3 separate regions of the Homo sapiens genome follow, and all the other regions are linked to region 1. Evidence: chromatin loops called from intact Hi-C (ENCODE). Cell type or tissue: IMR-90. All regions are shown on one strand. Each heading gives the region's core, and the rest is flanking DNA. Links, peaks and the distances in the headings are about the cores only.

Region 1 (8,328 bases), core at 272-8,271:
TTTACAAAGTACACTTAGTCACAGAAGTACTAAGTGCTGATTTCTCCATAATCTTAAATTAATACCTGAATTAGCCCATGGCTCACTGGTAAATGTGATAAGAATATTTTCTTTAATCTGCTTTCGTGTAACTCACACTTCTGCAGCTTTGTATACTCTGGGCTCCCTCTGCCCAGAATGCCTCCCTAGACTCCATGCCACACCCACATCCAAAGCCAAGCTCAAGTCTTGAAGAGTCAGGGCAAGTATCTCTGCCTTGGTGAAGCTTTCCTGACCACACCTTTATTCACCTGCTTGCCTCAACCCATGAAACTGCTTACAAAAACAAAACAAAACAAAACACAACACAACAAAAAACTGCTCACTTCCTCCTTTCTAAAGACCTCTGAAGTATTCATCACCCCAAACAATACCGATTTATCTTTCTATTGCTTTTACTAGTTTGGTCTTTCCCTTGGGGAAGGAACGATGCCATACTCATCTAGGTAGGCCTTCAAATGTTTGCTAAGATGTGGTTTCTGTCCCCCTCAAAAGATAGATGTTCAGGGAAACTCAACTTAAAACCACAATTAAATATCACCTTACCCAGCCAGACTGGCCATTACTAAAAAGTCAAAAAACAATAATGTTGGCACAGATGTGGTGAAAACACTTACACACTGCTGGTGGGAACGTGAGATTTCTCAAAGAACTAAAAGTAGATCTACCATTTGATCCAGCAATCCCACTACTGGGTATCTACCCAAAGGAAAAGAAGTCACTGTATCAAAAAGACACCTGCATACATATGGCTATCGCAGTACAGTTCACAATTCCAAAGATATGGAATCAACCTAAGTGCCCATCAACCAATGAGTGGAGAAAGAAAATGTGGTATGTATACACCATGGCCTACTACTCAGCCATAAAAAAAGAAAAAATAATGCATTTTGCAGCAACTTGGATGGAGCTGGAGGCCATTATTCTAAGTGAAGTAACTCAGGAATGGAAAACCAAACACCATATATTCTCACTTGTAAGTGGGAGCTAAGCTATGGGTACAGCAAAGGCATACAGAGTGATATAATAGACTTTGGAGGAGGATGGTGGGGGTGAGGGATAAAAAACTACATATTGGATAGAATGTGCACTACTCAGGTGATCAGTGCACTAAAATAAGTTATAGATGGTTGTTTTTCCAGAGCAGTCCACAAAACCTTCCTGTAATATATGCTTAAGCACTCAAGCACTGAAATGAAGACACCAAGGTCTGTGTTCAGAGTTCCCTTCCTCATCACCTTAACTAGCTATAGATCCCTTGGCTAATTACTGAAAACTCACTTTTTTCTTATCTGGGAAATAAAAGGAGGCCCTCACATACATTTTCTTTTAATAAATGACTATTTGAGATAATATATTTTGAGCATTTAACAAACTTAAAAAAGGTAAGCTACCCTAACCACTGTTACTACATGGAAATTCTCTAGCATCTATATTGAAAAGACAAAAGCTTCACAGTGACACAGAGCCTGTCATAAACCTTTTCTAACAGTGTGCTGCAGAATTTGTATTCTATAATATTTTGTAGCATATTTTTGGACAAGAAAAAAAATTTGTTGTTACCCTTTAATTATGAAGTCTTTAAACAATGAATACATTCAGTGTTTTTATTTCAAATTTAAGAACATTGGCTGCAGTGAGCATCTCATTAAAATCACATTAAAAAATTTGATTAAGAAATCAAATTATTGTTTTCTAATCAATCGGTTTACAATTTTAAAAATAACAAATGAAATATGACAACTACCTTATCTGCCTGTCCTGAGTGAATGTAGTTACTGCAGCACTCTGGGTGCTGTTTTGTGGCATACTAGATGGAATCTGGACCATGCTTCCGGCTGCAGGCTGAGAAATCACCATAGTGTTATACAGTGGGGCTGTAAGAGTGCTCTGTGTCTGACTGGGTAGAGATGTTTGCTGACTGTGCCCACTCAGTACATTTTGTTGACTCTGTTAAAAATAAAGAGATTTTATAGACAGATTAACTGAAAATAATTATTTGGGAAGTATGCTAGAATTCATCATTCTAACAATATGACAATATGACAGAGAAAGAAGTGGCAGGATATATTACTCTGGGGGAAATATAACCACAAAGGAATGACTCGTGGTAACTGAGAATGAATTAGTCTTGAATATCTTGCTGGAAGGCAAGCTATGACTTTAGAAAGGAGTGTGATTGTAATAGAGATGATATAAAATATACTCAAAGAATTTCTGTTAAATGCCCAAAGTGAATGACTAATTAGTGGGCATTTTTCTATTTTTCATTTAAATCCTTGGGATTTACAGTCACAGATCTACAGTAATTACCAACATTTTCTGGAATATTCAATAAACCATTATGCCCCCTCCCCCAACAGTCTATTCTGCACATATGGGAACAGGCTTCCTGGTCAGCCTCTTGAGCAAGTCATACCTTTTAAACACAGAAATAGTCTAAGTTACAAGAACTTGGTATAACTACTAGACTACATCTTTAAACAGATTGTGACATATTTTAAAGCTCAGCCAGGCGCAGTGGCTCACACCTGTAATCCCAGCACTTTGGGAGGCTGAGGTGGGCGATCACCTGAGGTCAGGAGTTTGAGATCAGCCAGGCCAACATGGTGAAACCCCATCTCTACTAAAAATATGAAAATCAGCCTGGCATGGTGGTGGGTGCCTATAATCCCAGCTACTCGGGAGGTTGGGGCAGGAGAATCGCTTCAACCCAGGAGGCGGAGGTTGCAGTAATCTAAGGTCACGCCATTGCACTCCAGCCTGGGCAACAGGAGCAAAACTCCGTCTCAAAAAAAAAAAAAGAAAAAAAAAAGCTGAAAATATTTGATACTAACATGATTTGCACAAAATATTTTAATAATCACTCTCAATACTATACTTTCTAAATACTATTAAATTTTGAAATGATATTTTATCATTAGAGCTTTATTTCTGCTTCAGCAATAGTGTGCCTTCCAACCACTGATCACTCCATAGCCCGCTGTGCTCAGTAACATTACCTGAGTTGATGTACTCTGTAAAGTCTGTTGTTGTATCATGTGCTGAGTTGTGCCAATGTGTCCAGTATTCATTCCACTTTGAATCTGGTTAGTAGGAACAACTTGGCCTTGCATATTTATAGGTGCAAGTTGCTGGATATTAGATGAATTTCCAGAAGAAAGTTGAACGGAACCAAAATTCAACCCAGGATTTGATTGTTGCAAAAACATCTTTAAAAATAAAGATTATGTTAAAATGAGCTTTGTAGATTGAAAAGAAGAATGAGCATTAAAAAGAAGGCAAAATCAAGCTACAAAGTATGTTTAAAAAGCAAGTAACAAGGCTAAGTCACTTTGAAGAATTAGCAATAAATAAGTAGTGAATAAAATATGAAACTTTATATTCAATCTTTCAGTTATCTTGTTTCCAATTGTTAGAAAAAGTGTAACTAGTGTTAGTCTGTGGATTGACAGCTCTGTATCACTTATCATTTATAATTTATAACATCACACAGAAGTAGTTTTCACTCCAAGTTTCCCTTTACCAAAGTCATAGTCTCCTAGAGTGGTCCTGCTGGTTGGTCATATAAGACTAATTTGAATCATACATACTGGTATCTTAATAAAAATATTACTGATGATTGATTTATAAATTCTGTACCCAAGATGTACCTAAAACTTTATGTAAAATATAATTTTTATATTATGGATTCAAACTTACTAAAATTTGGACTGGTAAAAAAAGATGACTGGAGAAACAAGGATGTTGACAGAAATACCCTCAGAAACAAATTATCTTTAGAGACTGTAAGTATAATCATACTGAGTAGGTAACCAGTGAATATTTATTGAACTGAATTGATAAAACGTATCTCTTGCATCTCACTTTTAATTAAGAAAAGTTAATTTTCCTAGAAATCCAAAATGTGAATGGGATGCTTTGTTTGTATTCAAATATAACAATTACCTGCAGCCCCTGACCATGGACCATCTGAAGTTGTTCTTGAATTTTTCTTAGTTCTTCTTGTTGCCGATGAATATTTGCTTCTATCATGCGTGTCCGTTGTTCCAATTGGTCTTTCAGATGTTGCATGGCTCCTAATTGAGCTGAAAACTGAAACTGAAGTACCATGTACGGAAAAAGTGTAATATATTTTAGAATTACTTACTCCTTATAATTGCACAACATGAAAAGTAAGCAGTATAACATGAGTGAAGGATGATAACATCCTTCACTAGTTATGTCCCTTAGTTTCTAATCCACCCATCTTTGCTCTGCTTTGTAATATTGGACCTGGACCTTCAAAATATTTCTCCTTTGCCAGCAGGCACAAAGTTATCCACATCAGTAGGTGGTGCTGGAGGGACACTGCCAAGAAAGTGCTCAACTCCTGGTTCTGGTGCTTCTTGCTCTTATGTCAGGGTGCCAACGGGAAGCTTTTAATATTTTCTCAACCACGTTTAACATATGATATGGTCTGGTTATTGTTAATTTCTGAAATCAAAGTTGTGTGCCCTGAAATGTAATTTAGTATCCCAAATACAAACTATTGAAGATAGAGTTAAAAAGCTTTGGATGGGAAGGACATTTCTCACTTTTACATACACCTGCCCCGGCAGGTGGCTTTCCAGCAAGTCTCAATGACATCCTAGTGGGCAGCTTCCCTGCAAGCTTTACCAGTACCCCAGCTGATGGCTTCCAGCTCTCTACCTCTAATCTGTGGCATGTCAGTGAACTTCTCTATTATCCAGTTGCTATAGCCACATTTGCCCCAAGAAGATCTGCATCTTAGCCTGGCATGGGGGAAGAGGAGGTTAGGAGCTTGTGGGGAGTCTTCTAAGTATGTTCCTTCCTTGGGTACTCTCCATCTACCTTACAGCTAGTGGTTGCTCTCTGCATCTGCTATTTCTATATTCTTTTTTTTTTTTTTTTTTTTTTTTTTGAGACAGGATCTCACTCTGTCACCCAGGCTGGAAAGCAGTGGTGCGATCATGGCTCTCTACAGCCTTAACTTTCTGGGTTCAAGAGCTCCTCCCATCTCAGCCTCCCCAGTGGCTGGGACTACAGGCATGCACCACCACACCTGGCTAACATAAAAATGTATTTTCTTGTAAAAATAGGGTCTTGCTATGTTGCCCATGCTGGTCTTGAACTCATTGGCTCAAGAAGTCCTCCTACTTCGGCCTTCCAAAGTGCTAAGAATACAGGCATGAGCCACCACACCCAGCTTTATTCCTATATTCTTTAGGTTCTCTTTACTTCTTTTAGGAGTTAATCCGTGTTACCAGTTAATAATTTTTTATATTATTCCTGTTCAAATTTCTGGTATGCTTCTGGCTTCTGACTGGATACTTGACTGATTACACATACACCCTGGATTTACAAGACCTGAGCTCATATTGTGGCTACCACTTACTGGAAAAAAATTTAACTTCTTTTTTTTTTTTTTTTTTTTGAGACAGAGTCACCCAAGCTGGAATGCAGTGGTGTGATCACAGCTTATTGCAGCCTCAACCACCCAGGCTCAAGCAATCCTCCCACTTCAGCCTCTCAAGTGGCTGGGACTACAGGCATATGCCACCATGCCCGGCTAATGTTTTTTTTAAGAGATGGGGTCTCACTATGTTGCCTAGTCTGTTGTAGAACTCCTGAGCTCAGGCAATCCTCCCACAAGCCACCATGCCCAGCCTTATTTAACTTCTTAGCTTCATTTTTACCCCTTAACAAAGGAAAAAGTAGTCTGCACCTGGAGTTAATTTGTATCAATTTCTGTCATCCCTAGAATGCCCTCTATGTGTACATGAGTAGAATTACCCAAAGTTGCAAAAATCTGACAGATAACCAATAATATTTTCACTTTTATCTTCAATGGAAACTATCCTCAGATAAGTATAGAACATGGGCTTTTAAAGACTAGGCAAGTATGAATGAATAAACGCATACATGAATGAAAATAAAATTATATTTTCAATCTTATTTCTCTGTTTTACTTGAGTCATGAGCAGCTCCTATTTTCTTCTGCTTATAATTTACCCACATTTGGTGATTCATCTCTTAAGTCTATACAGGCTCTTTAATTATTCCCATGAATTTTCAGTATATGATACAGTATAAGAGCAGAAAGAGTTTCACTTTATTGGAAGGAAATCTGTCTTAAAGTAGCCTCTTACAGTGAACTGTATGTAAAAGTGAGAAATGTCCTCCCCATCCAAAGCTTTTTAACTCTATCTTCAATAGTTTGTATTTGGGATACTAAATTACATTTCAGGGCACACAACTTTGATTTCAGAAATTAACAATAACCAGACCATATCATATGTTAAACGTGGTTGAGAAAATATTAAAAATTTAGTACCTCAACTCCCTCAAGTTTTTTTTTTTGTTTTTTTTTAAATATTAGTCAAAATGTTATAATTATGGCCGGGCATGGTGGCTCACAGCTGTAATCCCAGGACTTTGGGAGGCCGAGGTGGGCAGAATGCTTGAGTCCAGGAGTTTGAGACCAGCCTGGGCAACATGGCAAAACCCTGTCTCTACTAAAAATATAAAAACTAGCCGGGTGTGGTGGCATGTGCCTGTAGTCCCAGCTACTCGGGAGACTGAGGCGGGATCGCCTGAGCTCAGGAAGCAGAGGTTGCAGTAAGCCGAGATTGCGCCACTGCACTCCAGCCTGGGTGACAGGGTGAGGCGTCGTCTCAAAAAAAAATTAAAAAGTTACATTTATGTCATACAAATGTTATTTTATTATAACTAAAGTTATTTGTACCTTTGGACAAGCATTATATTGATAGCAATATAGCACTTAAAGGATTTCTATCAAGTACAAAAGAAAATAGTAACAAACACAGAAGGTAGGATAACAGGAAGTAAAACCACAGACCTAAGAGGCAAAGCATTTGGCTTTATTGGTGAACAAAATGTGAGACATGAATGCTTACTAACATTTTTGACATAGTAGGTATCCTTTATTTCATGAAAATATCCCCATAACATGTTAAGAAATGCTTTAGAATCCTGAGATTAAAAAACTAATAATATAGAAAGTATGTATCTCCTATCATATATGTATGACTTAAATTAAATAACCATATAAGATGGAGCTATTTTTAAAAATATTGTTTTCACCTATTATTAATGATCATTCCTTGAAATCAAGACCTGCTAAGTTAAGGTATATTTAATGCCAAACAAAACAGAAAAGTTGAAGAAAAATACTACTTCTCCATAGTATTTTTAATGTGTTTGAGGCACTGAATGAGTACAGAGTCATAAATTACAAGTTGGGAAGTTAGGCTCTAAAGTAACAGCATCACTCTTGGAATTACTCCCCCTTTTTTTTGGCTACTTTCCACATTCAGGCCTCCTTCTGGACTTAGGCCAAGAAACAATTCTCCTAGAAAGTTTTCCTTCACTTCCTCAGGTTGCATTAAGGATTCACACAATCTGCTTACATATCAACTTACATACTTTCAGCACAGGCAATATAGCATGGTATTGTAGGCATCTGTCATTCCCTCTAGATGTAATGGTTTTTTAGTTCATATATTTGTACTGTCGGCATCTGCAATGCCTGTTACACACAAAGAACTCAATAAATATCAAAAGAATGAGTATACAAATAAAGTTACTCAATTCTTCCAATATTCATAGGAGGAACAAAATGAACAGCTACATTTCATCCTTAATATCTTTATGTCTACAGTGTTCCTCAATGAGGGAGTGTTATGGCATATTAGGCAGGACAATTCTTTGTTGTGCAAGACTCTTATGCATCCTGAAAGATATTTAGTATTCCTGGACCATGCTCACTAAGGGCCAGTGATACCCCACAATCATTACAACAATCAAAAATGTCCCCAGATATCCTAAATGACCCCAGTTAAGATTCACTGCATCTGTAACTATAATTATATATGTGCGCGCGCGCACGCGCGCGTGTGTGTGTGTGTGTGTGTGTGTGTGTGTGTGTGTGTGTGTGCTCCTACCTCAGCCTCCCAAGTAGCTGTGGCTACAGGTGCTTGCCAGCAAGCCTGGATTTTTAAAAAAATTACATTAGCTTAAAAGCAATTTATCATATTCAAATACGCAACTGAAACAAAAACCAAAAAGTACCTGGGACATGCCTTGTGGAATTGGTAAATTTGTAGCTTGAGACATCACTGGCTGTGTTAATGATGAACCAACAGACTGGGAATTTATGGACTAGAGCAAAATAAAAAATAACACTGAAGTGATTCTCATTCCCATACATGAGTACTTCCAGCAGAAATATCAATATGATATTCGTATTAATAAACTTACCATTTG
Region 2 (8,328 bases), core at 85-8,084, 290 kb after region 1:
ACCAACACCACAGTCAGGGTACAGAACTCTTCTGACACTACAAAGAAACCCCCAGTATTCTTCCTTGAGAATCACACCGTTCTCCCAGTGCTGGTCCCAGGCAACCTCTGATCTGTTTTCCATACTATTATTTTGTCACTTGGGGTTAGTTATATAATCAATCATGTGGTATACAACCCTTTGAGACCGGCTGCTGCTGCTTCTTTTTTTTTTTGAGAGAGAGACAGGGTCTTGCTACATTGCCCCAGCTGGACTTAAACTCCTGGGCTTAAGCAATCCTCATGAGTAGCTGGGACTACAGGCATGTGCCACTGCACCCGGCTGTGACTGTCTTTTTAAGCTTGCCTTTAAGATCCAGCCTTCACATTGATTTTTAAAGTTCCAATTAAGCAAAATTTAAAATAAGACCAACACCTTATTATCTAAACATTTGTTTTCCATGTGCTCTATTCAAGAAAATAAAGTGATCAGAATAGTTTTTTTGAAATTAAAAATAAAGAGAGAATGGTGACATGCAATTTGGAATGAATTGCACAGTTAATAATTTAACTTTTTTGGAGGTGATTAAGAAGAAACAGCTTTGGCAAGTTGAAGCATCATATTCTGACTTCCCTACAAACTATGATATTAGGATCCTTGGGACCATAAGCATTTTAGTCCATGGCTCAAAATGGCTATTGCTATTTTAGGAGAGCAGACTAAAGTTTTCGAGATAAAATTTGCATTAAGAATCAGTTTCACAGAACCCAGAGCTTGATCAAATGCTGATTACCACAATATTTCTCTATCTGTAACTGGCACTATCTATGAAAAGCAGCAGATTTTCATAACCATTTCCATCACTAATAAAGTGGCGCATTTGCAAAGTTTCTATTAAGATACGTTTATTCTCTCAGAATTTTATAGCCTTGGATTTTAAGAATTTAATGTAAAACCCACATGAAGCTAAATGTTAACAAAACAGTCAATTCTTCCTAACAGAAGAAGCATTTGTGGCTGTATAAGTTTGAAGAATAAAAAGTAATTCAGATAAATGGACTTTCTAAAGGACTCGTTTTGGCATAAAAACAGTTTCAGAAAGATGGTATATAAAGTTATGTCCAGAAACTGTAGAGTTGGTATTTAAATAAATATTAATAGGAAAGTTCTGCTAAGCCACTGCAGGAACATGTATCCTAATGGGTGTGCCCAGCTGGCAGCTTTCCAGTTGTACAGCCTCATATGACTCACTGCGTTGGGGCCTTTGGCCTGGACTACCTGCTCCAAATGCACACAAATACAGAGCTTCTTACTCGGTCTCCCCTGGAACACCTCACCTCACCTTTCAGACTTCCTATTACAGCTGTGGCAATGCTGCCTTAGGTGGACTCCTGCCTGGAAAGAAACAGGTTTTATGGTGGTGCAATGCCCCAGGTGGCATGCTTGCTGATCTTCAAGCTGTACTAGCAGAGACCAGCAGTCTCTATCTGGACAGACAGACCACTTCCCAGCTCCACTTTAAAAATCACAGCCTTTCTGCTTTTGTTCAAAAGTCAAAAAATGACAGATGTTGGCAGGGCTGTGGAGAAAAGGGAACACTTATACTCAATGTGAATATATTGGTGGAATGTAAATTAGTTTAGCCACTGTGGAAAGCAGTTTAGAGATTTCTCAAAGAAGAGTTGAATGACCATTCAACCCAGCAATCCCATTACCAAGTATATACCCAAAGGAAAATAAATCATTCTACCAAAAAGACCCGCACCTGTATATTCATTGCAGCGCTATTCACAATAGCAAGGCCAGGCACAGTGGCTCACACCTGTAATTCCAGTGTTTTTAGAGGTCAAGGCAGAAGGATCCCTTGAGGCCACGAGTTCAAGAACAGTCTGGGAAACATAGTGAAACCCTTTCTTTACAAAAAATAACTTAAATAAAATTAACTGGGCATGGTGGCATGTGCATGTAGTCCCAGCTACTTAAGAAGCCGAGGCAGGAGTATTGCTTGCGCCCAGGAGCTTGAGGTGCAGCAAGCTATGATCACACCACAGAACTCCAGCCTGGGTAACAGAGCAAGACCCGGTCAGTCACTCTTTTTAGATCATACTCTTTTTGAAAAACAAAAAAACAACAAATATAGAGACAATAGCAAAGACATGGAATCAACCTTAATGCCCATCATTGGTGGATTTACTAAAGGAAATGTGGCACATATACACCATGGAAAATTATGCAGCCATAAAAAAGAATGAAATTTTATAATTTGCAGCAACATAGATGCAACTGGAGGCCATTATCCTAAATGAACTAACACAGAAATGGAAAACCAAATACCATGTGTTCTCACATATAAGTGGGAGCTAAACATTGGGTATATATGAACATAAAGATAGGAACAATAGATACTGGGGACAACAAGAGTGGGGAGGGAGGAAGGGGGGCAATGGTTGAAAAACTACCTATTGGATACTCTGCTCACCACCTAGGTAACACATTCAACCATACTCCAAACCTCAGCATCATGCCATACACCTTTGCAACAAACCTACACATATACCCTCTGAATCTAAAATAAAAGCTGGAAAAAAATCACAGCCTTTCTGAACATGTGCAGGTGGCAAAGAGATACTATGCACAGTGCAGCTGAACAGCTCTTTTCTGAAGCATCAGGCCCGGTGATTTGGAGGCAGGGTAACATTTGGGGGTTGGGGAATGGCTAACCCAGCAGCAGGAAGGGGGATTTTGTTAGGTCAAGGGGAGTGGTGGACATACCCAGTTGTCAGGGATAGCCATTCAAGAAGGTGGGCAGGCAACTAGCCCCAAAGAGGTACAAAAAAACACATCAGGTGGTTATCCCAGCAGTGCATGGGCCGACAGGGAACTGAAAGTAACAAGATGGTAGAGATCCAGCCAGTGGTCAGCATCAGGAAGATTTGGAAGCAGATTACCAAGGTAGGCGTAAAGTTGAGGGGAACGCAGCAGCATCCCTGTTACTGGCACTGGGGTACAATTTTGAGTTAGAGCACAGGAATAAGGTAAGGAAGGGAAAGGAAAAGGTACTGAAATTGATAGGCAGCCTACTAACCTAGGTGCTTTAAGCATATGATCTTATTTAATTCCCACAACAACCATGCAAAGTAGGAATTAGCCTTATTATATAGGAGAGAAAAGTGAAGTTCAAAGAGAAATGAATTTTGCCAAAATAACACACTTAAGAAGGGGGGCAGTCAGAATTTGAACTTAGGACCAGCTGACTCCAAAGATACCATTGCTGTATTCCCATTGTCATTTGTCCTCATTATTTTTTAGTGCCAAATCTTTGAGAACACAGCCCCCAATGCATATTTCCCATTGTGTCATTTATGTTTTCCCCTTTAAATTACATTGTATCATAAATTAGAGACTTTAAAAATTGGTCTAAATTCACTTCCAGTGCCTATGGGAGGGAAATAAGGGTCAGACCTCTCTGCAAATGATGTGTGGAGGCAGTCAAGAGGAAATCAGTGGGTTGGATGAACAAGCTTCTGCAGGGTCCCCTGAGGATGAAGATGAACCAAAAGCAGCAACCAAAACTTGGAGTATAGGGCTAGAGTGTGTTTGGTGAGGCCAGGTTGGATCCAGAAAACTAGACTCCTCCCATGAACTTTTCACAGTATTCCACAGCATTTCACAGACACACAGTGGGGGCCGACGGCTCCAATGGAGCCAGTGTCAGTCCTAAGGAACTTCAAGGAGGATATGTAAACATATAGATTTTTTTGGTCCAAATATTTATTGCAATTCTCTTGATTTTTAAAATTGTATACTTTATATCCAAGAAAATAAAAAATAATTTAAACAGCAATCTCTAGTTTTCCTCCTAAATGTCATCTTTCAAATACAAATCTTGTATGTTTTTATACAGTATAAATATTTTCAAATAAAGGGTGGTTGGCCATGTATCTTTTCCACCTTCGATAATAGGTGGAAGGTGTAGTAAATGTAATTTTTAAAATTAAAGACTGAAGTTTATTTGGTATTTCAGAGCACCACCTGGTGGATTAATTAACGATAACAGTCCAAAACAAAAATGAATCTTAAAACTGGCTCCGAAATAAGAAGTATTGGAACCCTTATGAGGCTCACTTCTTCTATTCTTTTCCCTCTCCTTTAGTTCTCTTTTTCCCCTTCTCTCTCTCTTTCTCTCACTCTTTTCATTTCCTACCTAGTCATTTCCTCCCTCCTATTTTGTTTATACCTTAGAACTTGTCCACATCATCTACTGGTATTGATGAGTCCTCAGAGTGGGTAAGGAGCTCACTTACTTATGCTTGGTTTAATAAGATCTACAAGGTCTCTAAATTTCAAGTAGAAAGGCAAATATAGAGTTGCAAAATTCAGTTGTCTTTCAGAGACTGAATCTTTTTACCTAAGGATGGGCCTGTATTTCCCCAAGGTGGAGTTTTTGTTTGTTTGTATGTCTGTTGTACACACAACATTCATTCCAATAGAACCCCTCTTTCCTATTTTATTTGTAAATAATGCCTAAAATTGACTAATTTTCAGTGTTTTTGCCTGTTGTTCTGAGTAAGCTACCCAATAGCTTTTGAAAGAGAGGCAAGCTGGTTTACTGCAACCTTCTTAAAGGTATCTGATCTCACATGACCCACATGTAATATGAATGAATGGAACAGGAAAGATATAAGACACTAGGGAGTGGGGAGACTGAGGACCTGGAGACCTCAAAGCTTGTCTATGGGGGTACACATTATTCTGATCCAGCTGCTGCTTTTAGTTTTTTAAAGAGAAGCCAAAAACTTGATTTTTATTTTTATGAAGATCCTTAAGTATTTAAATGTTAGCAAATTTTCAAAACATACCTGCAGACCAGAAATGGCGCATGGGCCAACCTCTGATTTAAAGTGGTGGGAAACATCAAAAAAGCAATACACCATGATCAAGTGGGTTTCATCCCAGGGATGCAGGGATGGTTTGACATATGCAAGTCAATAAATGTGGTACATCACATACGCAGAATTAAAAACAAAAACCATATTATCATCTCAATAGACACAGGAAAAACAATAAAATCCAGCAGCCCATTATGAGAAAAATTCTCAACAAACTAGGCATAGAAGGGACTTAATTCAGAATAATAAAAGCTATATATGACAAACCCACAGCCAACATCATACTGAATGGGGAAAAGTTGAAAGCATTCCACACTGAGAACTGGAACAAGACAAGATGCCCATTTTCACCACTTCTATTTAACACAGTACTAGAAGTCCTAGCCAGAGCAATCAGGCAAGAGAAAGAAATAAAGAATATCCAAATTGGAAAAGAGGGAGTCCAACTATCACTGTTTGCCAATGATATACCTACAAAACCCTAAAGACTGCTCAAAAAGACTCCCAGATTTGATCAATGAATTTGGTAAAGTCTCAGGTTACAAAATCAGTGTACACAAATCAGTAGCACTTCTATACACTAACAATAACCAAGCTGAGAATCAAATCAAGAACTCAAAATTAGCCAGGCATGGTGGTGCGTGCCTGTAATCCCAGTTATTCGGGAGGCTGAGGCAGGAGAATAGCTTGAACCCAGGAGGCAGAGGTTCAGTGAGCCGAGACTGCGCCACTGCACTCCAGCCTGGGTGACAGAGTGAGACTCCATCTCAAAAACAAAACAAAAAAACCAATAAACTCAATTCCTTTTACAACAGCTGCAAGAAAAGTAAAATACCTAGGAATATACTTAGTCAAGGAGGTAAACAATCTCTACAAGGGGAACTACGAAACACTGCTGAACGAAATAACAGATGATACAAACAAATGGAAAAATATCCCATGCTCATGGATTGGAATAATTAATGTTGTGAAAATCACCATACTGCCCAAAGCAATCTATAGATCTGATACAATTCCCATCAAATTACCAACATTATTTTTTCACAGAATTAGAGAAGACAATCCTAAAATTGATATGGAACCAAAAAAGAGCCCGCATACCCAAAGAAATCCTAAACAAAAAGAGCAAATCTGGAGGCATCTCATTACCAGACTTCAAATTATACTCCAAGGCTACAGTTACCAAAACAACATAATAGTGGTATAAAAATAGGCACATAGGCCAATGGAACAGAATAGAGAACATAGAAATAAAGCCAAATACTTACAGCCAACTGATCTTCGACAAAGCAAACAAAAACATAAATTGGGGAAAGAATACCCTATTCAACAAATGGTGCTGGGGCAATTGGCAAGCCACATGTAGAAGAATGAAACTGGATCCCCATTTCTCACCTTAAATAAAAATCAACTCAAGATGGATGAAAGACTTAATCTAAACCTGAAACCATAAAAATTCTAGAAGATAACATTGGAAAAACTGTTTCGGGCATTGGTCTAGGCAAAGAATTCATGGCTAAAACCCCAAAAGTAAATGCAACAAAAACAAAAATAAATAAATGGGATCTAATTAAACTAAAAAGCTTCTGCACAGTAAATGAAATAGTTATCAAAGGAAACAGATAACGCACAGAATGGGAGAAAATATTGCAAGCTATGCATCTGACAAAGGACTTGTATCCATAACCTACAAGGAACTCAAAGAAATCAGCAAGAAAAAAATAATCTATCAAAAAGTGGGCAAATGATATGAGTAGATATTTCTCAAAAGAAAAGGGGGTATACAAATGGCCAAGAAACATATGAAAAAGTACTTAACATCACTAATAATCAGGGAAATGCAAATTAAAACCACAATGAGATACCACCTTAATCCTGCAAGAATGGCCATTATTAAAAAGTCAAAAAACAATAGATGTTGGCATGGATGTGGTGAAAAGGGAATGCTTATACATGGCTGGTGGGAATGTAAATTAGTACAATCTCTATGGAAAACAGTGTGGAGATTCCTTAAAGAACTAAAAGTAGATCTACCATTCAATCCAGCAATCCCACTACTGAATATCTACCCAAAGGACAAGAAGTCATTATATGAAAGACACATGCATACATATGTTTATTACAGCACAATTCACAATTGCAAAGATACGAAACCAACCTAAGTGTCCATTGACTGATTAGTGGATGAAGAAAATATGGCATCTATATATACACCCACGGAATACTCTTCAGCCATAAAAAGGAACAAAATAATGTCTTTTGCAGCAACTATTAATCGTGCCTGTAATCCATTTTTCTAAGTGAAGTAACTCAGTAATAGAAAACTAAATACCGTATGTTCTTGATTGTAAGTGGAAGATGAGCTGTGAGTATGCAAAGGCATACAAAGTGATGTAATGAACTTTGGATATAGTAGGAGGAGGGTGGGAGTGGAGTGAGGGATAAAGAAAAACTACACATGGGTACAATGTACACTACTTGGGTGACAAGCGCACTAAAATCTCAGAATTCACTACTACATAATTCATCCATGTAACCAAAAACCACTTGGACCCCAAAAGTTATTGAAATAAAAATATATTTAAAAAATAATAAAGTGGTAGGAATATAGACAACTCACTGGATGATACAACATGAGTAAAGAATAAGTCTGAGGATAAAATCCACTCTGTTCTCTGAACAAACGACTTTTATTATTCCCAAGGATCTCTATCGCCTCTCACACTCTGAATCCACATTATCTACCCCCATTCTTGACATAATCACATCACAGGATCATATAAAATTGAGATATCCTGGCAGTGACCTTTTATCCATGAGAATGACGTTTGTCTTGAAATAATCTGAGGTTCAGATTTTGGCTCCAATGAGAAGCTGCTGAGCAAAGCTAAGAAAAGCAGTTATAGAGTTTATAGGCTTCAGATGTGTACTGTCAGATTAATCCATATTTAAGTTTAAAATGTGTAAGTTAAATATTTGGATTCTAATTTTGACCATTTATAAAACCTACTCATTTATACACCCTAGTGGGGCAACCAGAAGCACTTTACTGCTAACTGATTTAGGAAAGATGTTGATGGAATTAAGACAGTCAAAGAGAAAAAAATTAATTTCCTTACAGTTCTTTGGGAAACAGTACATGGGGTTTTGTTTGTTTCTACTTTTTGTTTGGCATGAAAAAAACTCATAGAGTGTGATGTTTTAGTAACAAATTTCATGGCAAAAATGATTTGAAGGAGAGGAAGGAATTAGGAATATTTTGTTATTATAAAGTACTTGCCATTAAGTGGTATAGTGTTGAGAGAGTGGGCTTGGATTACCTGCAAATGTACATTACAAACTCTAGGGCAACTACTAGAAACAAGTTTAAAAATATATAATTGACATGCTAAGAAAGGAGAGAAAATGGAATCATAACACACTCAATTAAAAACCACAAAAGGCAGAAAAAGTTTGGAGA
Region 3 (8,328 bases), core at 85-8,084, 110 kb after region 1:
GCTAGGTGGTGACGATGGTGGTTGTAAATCTTTACAATTTCTTGTTGGAACCCTAAGAATAGTTGAAATGACTCACAGATTTTTAACTCCAGCCTTCACTTCTCCCTTGGGCTCTATACACACGTCTGTTTATCTACCTGATGTCTCTTCTTCTGTATCACAAATATCTTGGATGCTTCTTTCAATCTATTCTCCACAGAGCAGTCAAATTATTTTGAAAATATAAGTGAAGTCACATTATTTTCTTCTAAAACCCCTTTTGTCATTTCCCATTACATACAAATTCCTAATTATGGTCACAATAACCTGTTTGATCTGGCCCCTCCCTACCTCTCCAACCTCATGTCTTACCATTTTTTTCCTTTTCCTGTGACACTCCAACCCAGAAACTGCCTTTCATTTCTTTGCTAATTTATCTCTGCTCTCAGGCTTTCATGCATGCTGTGCCCTTGCCTGGACCCCTCCTACCTTTTCTCATGGCTGGCTCCTTCTCAACCATCACATCTCAAAGATCTAACTACCCTATTTAAGTAGGTCTCCCTCCAACACCCCACCTGCCCCCCCACCACCAATAATATCCAAAGTTATTCTCTTCTGTTGTGTCCAGTTTCCCCCATAATACTTAAGTTTAAATTATGTATATATTAGTTATATGTATATATGATATTTGTTTTCTTATTAACTATTTTCCCTACCACCACAAGATAAACTCCAGAAGGGCGAGAACCATGTGTTTTCTTTGCCACTATACGTGTAGCATCCATTTCAATACCTCAGGTGAGCTGGGTAGAGTGACACGTACATGTAGTTCCAGCTGAGCCGGGAGGATTGCTTGAGCCCAGGAGTTAAGGAACAGCCTGGGCAATGTAGCAAGACCCCATCACTAAAATAAATTAATTAAAATTTAAAAATAAAAACCAGGTTGGGTGTGGTACCTCAAGTCTGTAATCCCAGCACTTTGGGAGGCCAAGGCAGGCAGATCACTTGAGGTCAGGAGTTTGAGACCAGCCTGGCCAACATGGTGAAACCCTGTCTCTACTAAAAAATACAAAAAAATTCGCCAGGTGTGGTGGTGCATGTCTATAGTCTGAGGCTTAGGCAGGAAAATCACTTGAACCTGGGAGGCAGTATCTGCAGTGAGCCCAGTTCGTGCTGCTGCACTCCAGCCTGGGTGACAGAGCAAGAGTCAGTCGAGGCAGGATAATCACTTGAACCTGGGAGGCAGAGGCTGCAGTAAGCCCAGATCGTGCTGCTGCACTCCACCCTGGGTGACAGAGCAAGTCTGTCTCAAACAAACAAAACCACCAATGCCTGAGGTGAATGAATGATTTAATGAGTGAATGAAATGCCAGAAAGATGATTTTTAGAATCATCTTTGTCCCAAATTATGACTGTAGGCAGATTATTGTCAAGGGGTAGCCTTAGTAATGTGCATGAAAGTGTGTCCGGAATTTATTCCTTCCGGTGGGTTCCTGGTCTCACTGACTTCAAGAATGAAACCATGGACCCTTGCAGTGAGTGTTACAGCTCTTAAAGATGGTGTGTCTGGAGTTTGTTCCTTCAGATGTTCAGATGTGTCCAGAATTTCTTCCTTCCAGTGGGTTTGTGGTCTTGCTGACTTCAGGAGTGAAGCCGCAGACTTTTACAGTGAGTGTTACAGCTCTTAAAGGTGGTGTGTCCGCAGTTTGTTCCTCCTGGTGGGTTCATGGTCTCGCTCACTTCAGGAATGAAGCTGCAGACCCCCACAGTGAGTGTTACAGCTCATAAAGGTAGTGTGGACCCAAACAGTGAGCAGCAGCAAGAGTTATTGTTAAGAGTGAAAGAACAAACCTTCCGCAGTGTAGAAGGGGGGGCCGAGCAGGTTGCTGCTGCTGGATTGGGTGCCAGCTTTTATTCCCTTATTTGGCCCCGCCCACATCCTGCTGATTGGTCCATTTTACAGAGCACTGATTGGTCCATTTTACAGAATGCTGATTGGTCCATTTTACAGAGTGCTGATGGTGCGTTTACAATCCTTTAGACACAGAGTGCTTTAGACATAGAGTGCTGATTGGTGTGTTTACAATCCTTCTTAGCTAGACACAGAATGCTGATTGGTGCGTTTTTACAGAGTGCTGACTGGTGCATTTACAATCCTTTAGCTAGACACAGAGCGCTGATTAGTGCATTTACAATCCTTTAGCTAGACACAAAAATTCTCCAAGTCCCCACCCAACCCAGAAGCCCAGCTGGCTTCACCTCTCAAAAGTACAAAAGAGAAGCAAACTAAAATCAGTCAGTGAAATATGATGTGACTAATACCGTTCTAGTGATTGAATACTTGAGAACCAGCAAGAATATGTAACACTAATAGATACAGCTAATACTTGTAAAAAAGATGCTGACTGAAATCTAAAATAGGGTACAAGTGCATGAAGTACCTCAACTTCTAAACAGCTGCCAACATTTGGGGTCAGATACCCACTCCTTCACCCAAGGATAAAAGTTGGACAAAAAGGGATCTACCATAGCCAAAACCTCCAACTCTCTACCCTCAGACCACATAAGTTCAACACTTGGCAAGAGGAAAAACACCTGACAGAATCACTGAAGCCAGGTTCCTGGGGTGTACTATGGTTTTTCCTTTCCTTTTTATGCCTCACCCTATCCCAAGTGAACAAGACTCCAACAGAATCAGCTAGGTGACTATGAGGGAGGGAGAGTGGCATCTCATTCACTATCAAACTTGCTGATATTGCCTTGTACCTACATGAAACAGGAAAAGAGTTGGAGAAATAGCTGGCCAGGGAGTGGGCTGAAATAAAGCAATCTGCAACATCTACCATGTGGTATAGCAAGGATACCGAGGATGTGTAAGTTTCTCATGGGTCAATCGATGCTGCGTAGAAAATGCTGTCCAGGTTTGAACTATCTTGATCCTGAAGGGGGAAAGAAATTCTAGCAGCAAGAGGCTGGATTTACTTCTGGGAGAGGAAACTAAGAGAGTTAGCAGAGATAGAGCTAAGACTGCTCCATCGCCTGTGTTGATCGAGGGACTGTGCAGTTGGGAAGCTGTTTCAGAGTTTCTAGGAGAACTCAATGTGCCCCATTAAAGAGTGAACATTTGGATGCAGTATTCATTGTACAGTTAAGGAAAATTTATCCCTTTCATCCCTATTCTCTCTCCCAGTCCCCAACACTAGAGGGATAGGCCCTGAAAGTGTTACTGATAGAGGGTCTTGACTGCAAGGTGTCCAAGTTCTTTGCGTTTTGAACTAAGAATTGGACAAAACGCCCCGCAAAGAAAGAATAAAGCAACTAAAGAACGAAAGCAGGGATTTATTGAAAATGAAAGTACACTTCACAGTGTGGGAGCCGGCGTGAGTAGTGGCTCAGAATCTTCTCCGGTCCAAATACCCGCTAGAGGCTTCCCATTGGCCACTTCATTTCATGAAGTGGTGGCTTGCAATTGGTCTGAGTGGTTGCCAAAAGCAAGCAATCAGAGGCTAAGGTGAAGTTACAAAGTTGCAAACGAACTCTCAGCCAGCAAGCAGTGTGATTGGTTGCAGACAGCCAATTTCCCATCTGCCACGCACAGAAGGTGGGGGTTTGCAAAGTAGCCTCTGGTCCTTTTGTTACTTAGGCATGGCAAGTTAGGGTTTTCCTTTAAATCTGGCTCTAAGAAGTTGGAGTGAAACAGCCTTAGGTTCCCTGCCTCCAGACCTTATTCTCCTGCCTCAAAAGGAGAGGGAAAAACTGGTTAAAAACCCCACCTTTCATCTTCAGAGTTGCTTAAGTCACGAGTTCAGCCAGAGAATGTTTGCTTGGAACTGACACTGGAGTGTTCAACTAGACAGACTTAATAACCCACACTGTGGGATGGGTAAAAGAAGTTGCTCAGGTTGTCTTTAAAGGATTTGCTGTGTAGTGCTTCTCGAATTTTAATGTGCGTGTCACCTGGAGATCTCATTAAAATGAAAATTATGATTCAGTTAGTCTGGGATGGGGCCAGAGATTCTGCATTTCTAACAAGCTCCTTAGGAATGCTGCTGATTCTAGGACCACATTTACCACATTTTGACAAAAAAGGCACTATAGAGAAGGGAGATTCAATAGAGCACACTTGGCAAAAATAGACAAAAATATTAGGATAAAATATCAATTTTTATAGATCAAAAAATGACTGAATATTGGCAATTAAAAAAACTAACTTTGTACCCCATTGAATATTCATTCAGTAAAATGGGGAACAATATTACATATTAAATAATTTCTGCATATCCTGACAAATATTTTTACCCTAGTCAAATGAGAATGTATACATGAAGCACTGTATGGAAGTAGTAGTGACCTGTGTTGGTAGGCATCAATCAGTCCTTGCTAAAAGAATGTGTGTGTGCACTTTGCTAAAGAGCGGGGCTGAAATCACAAGCAGTCAGTTCTAACATGATATAATTTTATTATTTTTACAAATGTCAAAGTCTCCAGAACTGTTTGTGGGTAAAAACTTACTGCCACCTGGTGGATCTGAGTTAAGACAAAGGGAAATAGATATCTTTTTTAAGCTCTCCTAAATACTATTATTATTTCCTTTGTTCTTTTAACTTTAAAAAGAAAACAAATATGTATTTACTTTTTAAAAGACTACATTTGGGGGAATTTCTGCATTTGGTTTCAATTGGAGGGGAAAATAATGTATATGAATGTTATTTTGATAAATATGGTTATATGCATTAGATGTTATATGCATTATAGGCATTAGAGTTACATTGTAACTTTAGAAGATGGCTCTTCCTTTCATTTCCACGGCTGTTTTTATCCTGAATAGTAACTTATCCATCCATTTCTGGAAGGTTCAGGAATTGGATAAATAAAACTAGATAATTACCTGAAGTGTGTGTAATGCTGTAATAAAGACCACTGTGTGTGACCTCTCTGAACTTTCCTCCATCTAGTCCCAAGATGTATCTCAGAAGAATTTTCCTAATCCTTCCCAGAATTAGATCAATTGATTTCACCTGGTGAAATAAATTCTCATTACCTTACTCAAATGTGTATTTAACTTTCCTTCCACTTCATGATTCTCTGTAGCCTCTAAGATCCCTAAACCCCCACCAATAGCAAGAAAGAGCCTTTTCTTGACTCAATGTTCAACTGCCTCAATTCTCACCAATTTATTTTTGTAATCTAGGCATTTAAACCTAGTCTAGATTCTCTTACAAATATCAGTGAACATCCATAATGAGAATTATGGATCATGAATACAAACAAAGTAGAAAAAAATCTGTTACTGAACTATTATATGCTGGATTTACCAACCTTTCCTCTAAAAGTGATGTTCATTATTATGCCAAGACGAAACATCCTATAGGCCTTCTGCAGTGTACTAATGTATATTTTCTCATGATGAATTCTTCTGTGATTACTGTTAAAATATAAGTCATCCTACAATATATTTTTCTCACCTCTGCTCAGGATTTAGAAACTTACATGGTGTAGTGTTCTAATGATTCTATACTTTAACTATTAATGAGAATACTTAGTAATTTTCTAACTTAATAGTAACTACTCAGAACGATAATAATGAATAGAGATGTTTTTTATGTACTTTTCAGAATCTATTAATTGCATTATGCTATTAAGTGGTTAATGTTTTAATAGGTAAGGGATTCCAAAGAAAAAGCATTATGGCCATAAATTTAAAACTTTTTACTTAAGTCTCTAGATTTTAAAATGTGTTGACTTAAATAAAATTTCATGGTTTTCTTACATTGCTTTAATTTGTAGTTCTCTTTGGAAGTGAGTAAGCAAGAAAGGTCTTGTAACATTTGTGTTTTTGTCCAACATGTGTTAGAAAAAGGATAAACCACAGAAAAATACCAAAGGCTTAACACAAATTCTGTTTTTTTGTTTTGTTTTGTTTTGTTTTGAGATGGAGTTACGCTCTTGTTGCCCAGGCTAGAGTGCAATGACGTGATATCGGCTCACCACAACCTCTGCCTCCTGGGTTCAAGCGATTCTTCTGCCTCAGTCTCCCAAATAGCTGGGATTATAGGCACGTGCCAAGACACCCAGCTAATTTTTGTATTTTTAGTAGAGACGGGGGTTTCTCCATGTTGGTCAGGCTGGTCTTGAACTCCCGACCTCAGGTGATCTGCCCGCTTTGGCCTCCCAAAGTGCTGGGATTACAGGCGTGAGTCACGACGCCTGGCCGCCAAATACTATTTTTTTCAGAGGCAATGAATATTCTGAAATGCCTGGAAATTTTTAAAATGACATATATGCCATAATTCTAATATAAAAATGAAAATAAAATAAATCTATTTATGACTTTTCTGATCCCTAATATAAAAGCAGTCATAAGTAAAACATTCAGTACACATATACTAAAAGCTATTTATTGAATATTTCTCTCTATTTGGTATCATTATCACTGTTGGAGCTATCACTGTCATCATGAATAGAAGTGTTTCTAATTGAAGATACCATCATATCTACCATGTCTTTTCTGGGGTTTTCTTCCAAATCAGTCTGTATTGCTCCAACTTCTGCTAGCTTCCATTCAAGTTCTGTAATAAATAACCCATCATTCAGTTAAAAATCTTGAAAAAATGAATAATTTTTCATCTATATGAAACAAGAGTTGACTCTTAGTAATATTACCATGGAAATGATGATATATTTATTTATAGGTTTTTTTTTCTTTTTTGAGACAGAGTCTCCCTCTGTCACCCAGGCTAGAGTGCAGTGGCACAATCTTGGCTCACTGCAACCTCCACCTCCCAGGTTCAAGTGATTCTCATGCCTCAGCCTCCTGAGTAGCTGCAATTACAGGTGCACGCCACCACACCCAGCTAAGTTTTGTTATTTTTTTAAGTAGAGTCAGGGTTTCACCATGTTGGCCAGGCTGGTCTCGAACTCCTGACCTCAAGTGATCCCCCTACCTTGGCCTCCCAAAGTGCTGGGATTACAGGCGTGAGCCACCACGCCCAGCCTGATGATATCTTTAGAACCGGGTGACAGTAAAAGTGCTACAATATCAAAATACACATTGGATACAGCAAAGTTATACTGAAAGGGAGAAATTATGGTTAAACTGGGTCTTAGTCTGTTTTGTGATAACAGAATACCTGTGACTTGAGTAATTTATAAAGAACAGAGATTTATTTCTTATACTTCCGGAGGCTGGGAAGTACATGGTTGAGGGGCCTGCATCAGGTGAGGGCCTTCTTGCTGAAGTTATCCCATGGCAGAATTCAAGTGAGTTAGAGAAGGTGAGTGAGAGAGAGCAAGACAGGGCTGAACTCACTTTTAAAACAAACCCATTCTCATGACAACAACTCCATTTCTGCAATAATGACATTAATCCATTCATGAGGGCAGAGACCTCATGACCTAATCACCTCTTAAGGTCCCACTTCTCAACACTGTTTTACTGGGGATTACTAATTTTGGGGGACACATTCAAATCATACCATTCCACCCCAGCCCCCAAAATTCATGTCCTCTCACATGCAAAAGACATACATTCTATCCCAGTAGCCCCCAAAGTCTCAACTTGTTCCAACATCAACTCAAAGGTCCAGAGTCTCATCTAAATCAGATATAGGTAAGACTCAAGACACAATTTATACTGAGGCACATTTCCCTCCAGCTGTGAGCCTATAAAATTAAACAAGTTGGCCGAGCGTGGTGGCTCACACCTGTAATCGCAGCACTTCGAAAGGCTGAGGAGGGCGGATCACCTGAGGTAAGGAGTTCAAGACCAGCCTGGCCAACATTGTGAAACTCCATCTCTACTAAAAATACAAAAAAAAAAAAAAAAAAAATTAGCTGGGCGTGGTGGCAGGCACCTGTAATCCCAGCTACTCAGGAGGCTGAGGCAGGAGAATCGCTTGAACCCAGGAGGCAGAGGTTGTAGTGGGCCGAGATCGAGATCGCGCCATTGCACTCCAGTTGGGCAACAGTGCAAGACTCCGTCTCAAAAAAAAAAAAAAAAGAATGAAGTGAAATTTTAATAAATGGTGTTGAAACAATTGCATTTTCTTACAGAAAAAAAGTAGACACATTCCTGATATGGTTTGGCTATGTCCTCACCCTAATCTCACCTTGAACAATAGTTCTTATAATCCCCACGTGTTGTGGGTGGGAGGTAATTGAATTATGGGGGTTGTTACCTCCATGCTGTTCTCTTGATACTGAGTGAGTTCTCATAAGATCTGATGGTTTTATAAGGGGCTTTTTCCCCACTTCACTTAGCTCTCATTCTTCTCCTTCCTGCTGCCATGTGAAGAAGAACACGTTTGCTTCCCATTCTGCCATGATTGTAAGTTTGCTGAAGCCTCCCCA

Evidence for each region. Peaks named below come from ENCODE experiments on the same cell type or tissue, not always from the same donor. Only the 100,000 strongest peaks of a DNase experiment are listed, where the experiment ranks them.
Region 2: a loop joins it to region 1, with 4 times the contacts of the local background. A loop is called at or near these places in 17 of 110 quality-filtered maps.
Region 3: it touches region 1 in a loop (5-fold over the local background); 44 of 110 quality-filtered maps call a loop at or near these places.

The regions. Positions count from the first base shown.
Region 1 is chr4:55,440,646-55,448,973 of GRCh38, forward strand. CLOCK (clock circadian regulator) reads right to left here. Exons shown (of 23, transcript NM_004898.4): 18 at 8,134-8,223; 19 at 3,988-4,140; 20 at 3,042-3,251; 21 at 1,787-1,989. It also overlaps a transcript of TMEM165 not described here. Among named protein-coding and RNA genes, the nearest start is that of TMEM165, 49 kb to the left of the region's middle. RefSeq lists a silencer at 7,137-7,431. In IMR-90, for the core only: a CTCF peak has its summit at 4,367; a DNase peak (open chromatin) is centred at 5,436; H3K27ac peaks cover 438 bases.
Region 2 is chr4:55,732,809-55,741,136 of GRCh38, forward strand. No RefSeq gene overlaps it. Among named protein-coding and RNA genes, the nearest start is that of EXOC1L, 83 kb to the right of the region's middle. RefSeq lists a cis regulatory region at 1,054-1,419. In IMR-90, for the core only: a CTCF peak has its summit at 4,017 (motif pointing left); no DNase peak of the experiment used is centred there; H3K27me3 peaks cover 652 bases.
Region 3 is chr4:55,550,164-55,558,491 of GRCh38, forward strand. PDCL2 (phosducin like 2) reads right to left here. Exons shown (of 6, transcript NM_152401.3): 6 at 6,356-6,548. The coding sequence ends at 6,394. Among named protein-coding and RNA genes, the nearest start is that of CLOCK, 7.4 kb to the left of the region's middle. In IMR-90, for the core only: a CTCF peak has its summit at 4,499 (motif pointing left); a DNase peak (open chromatin) is centred at 4,488.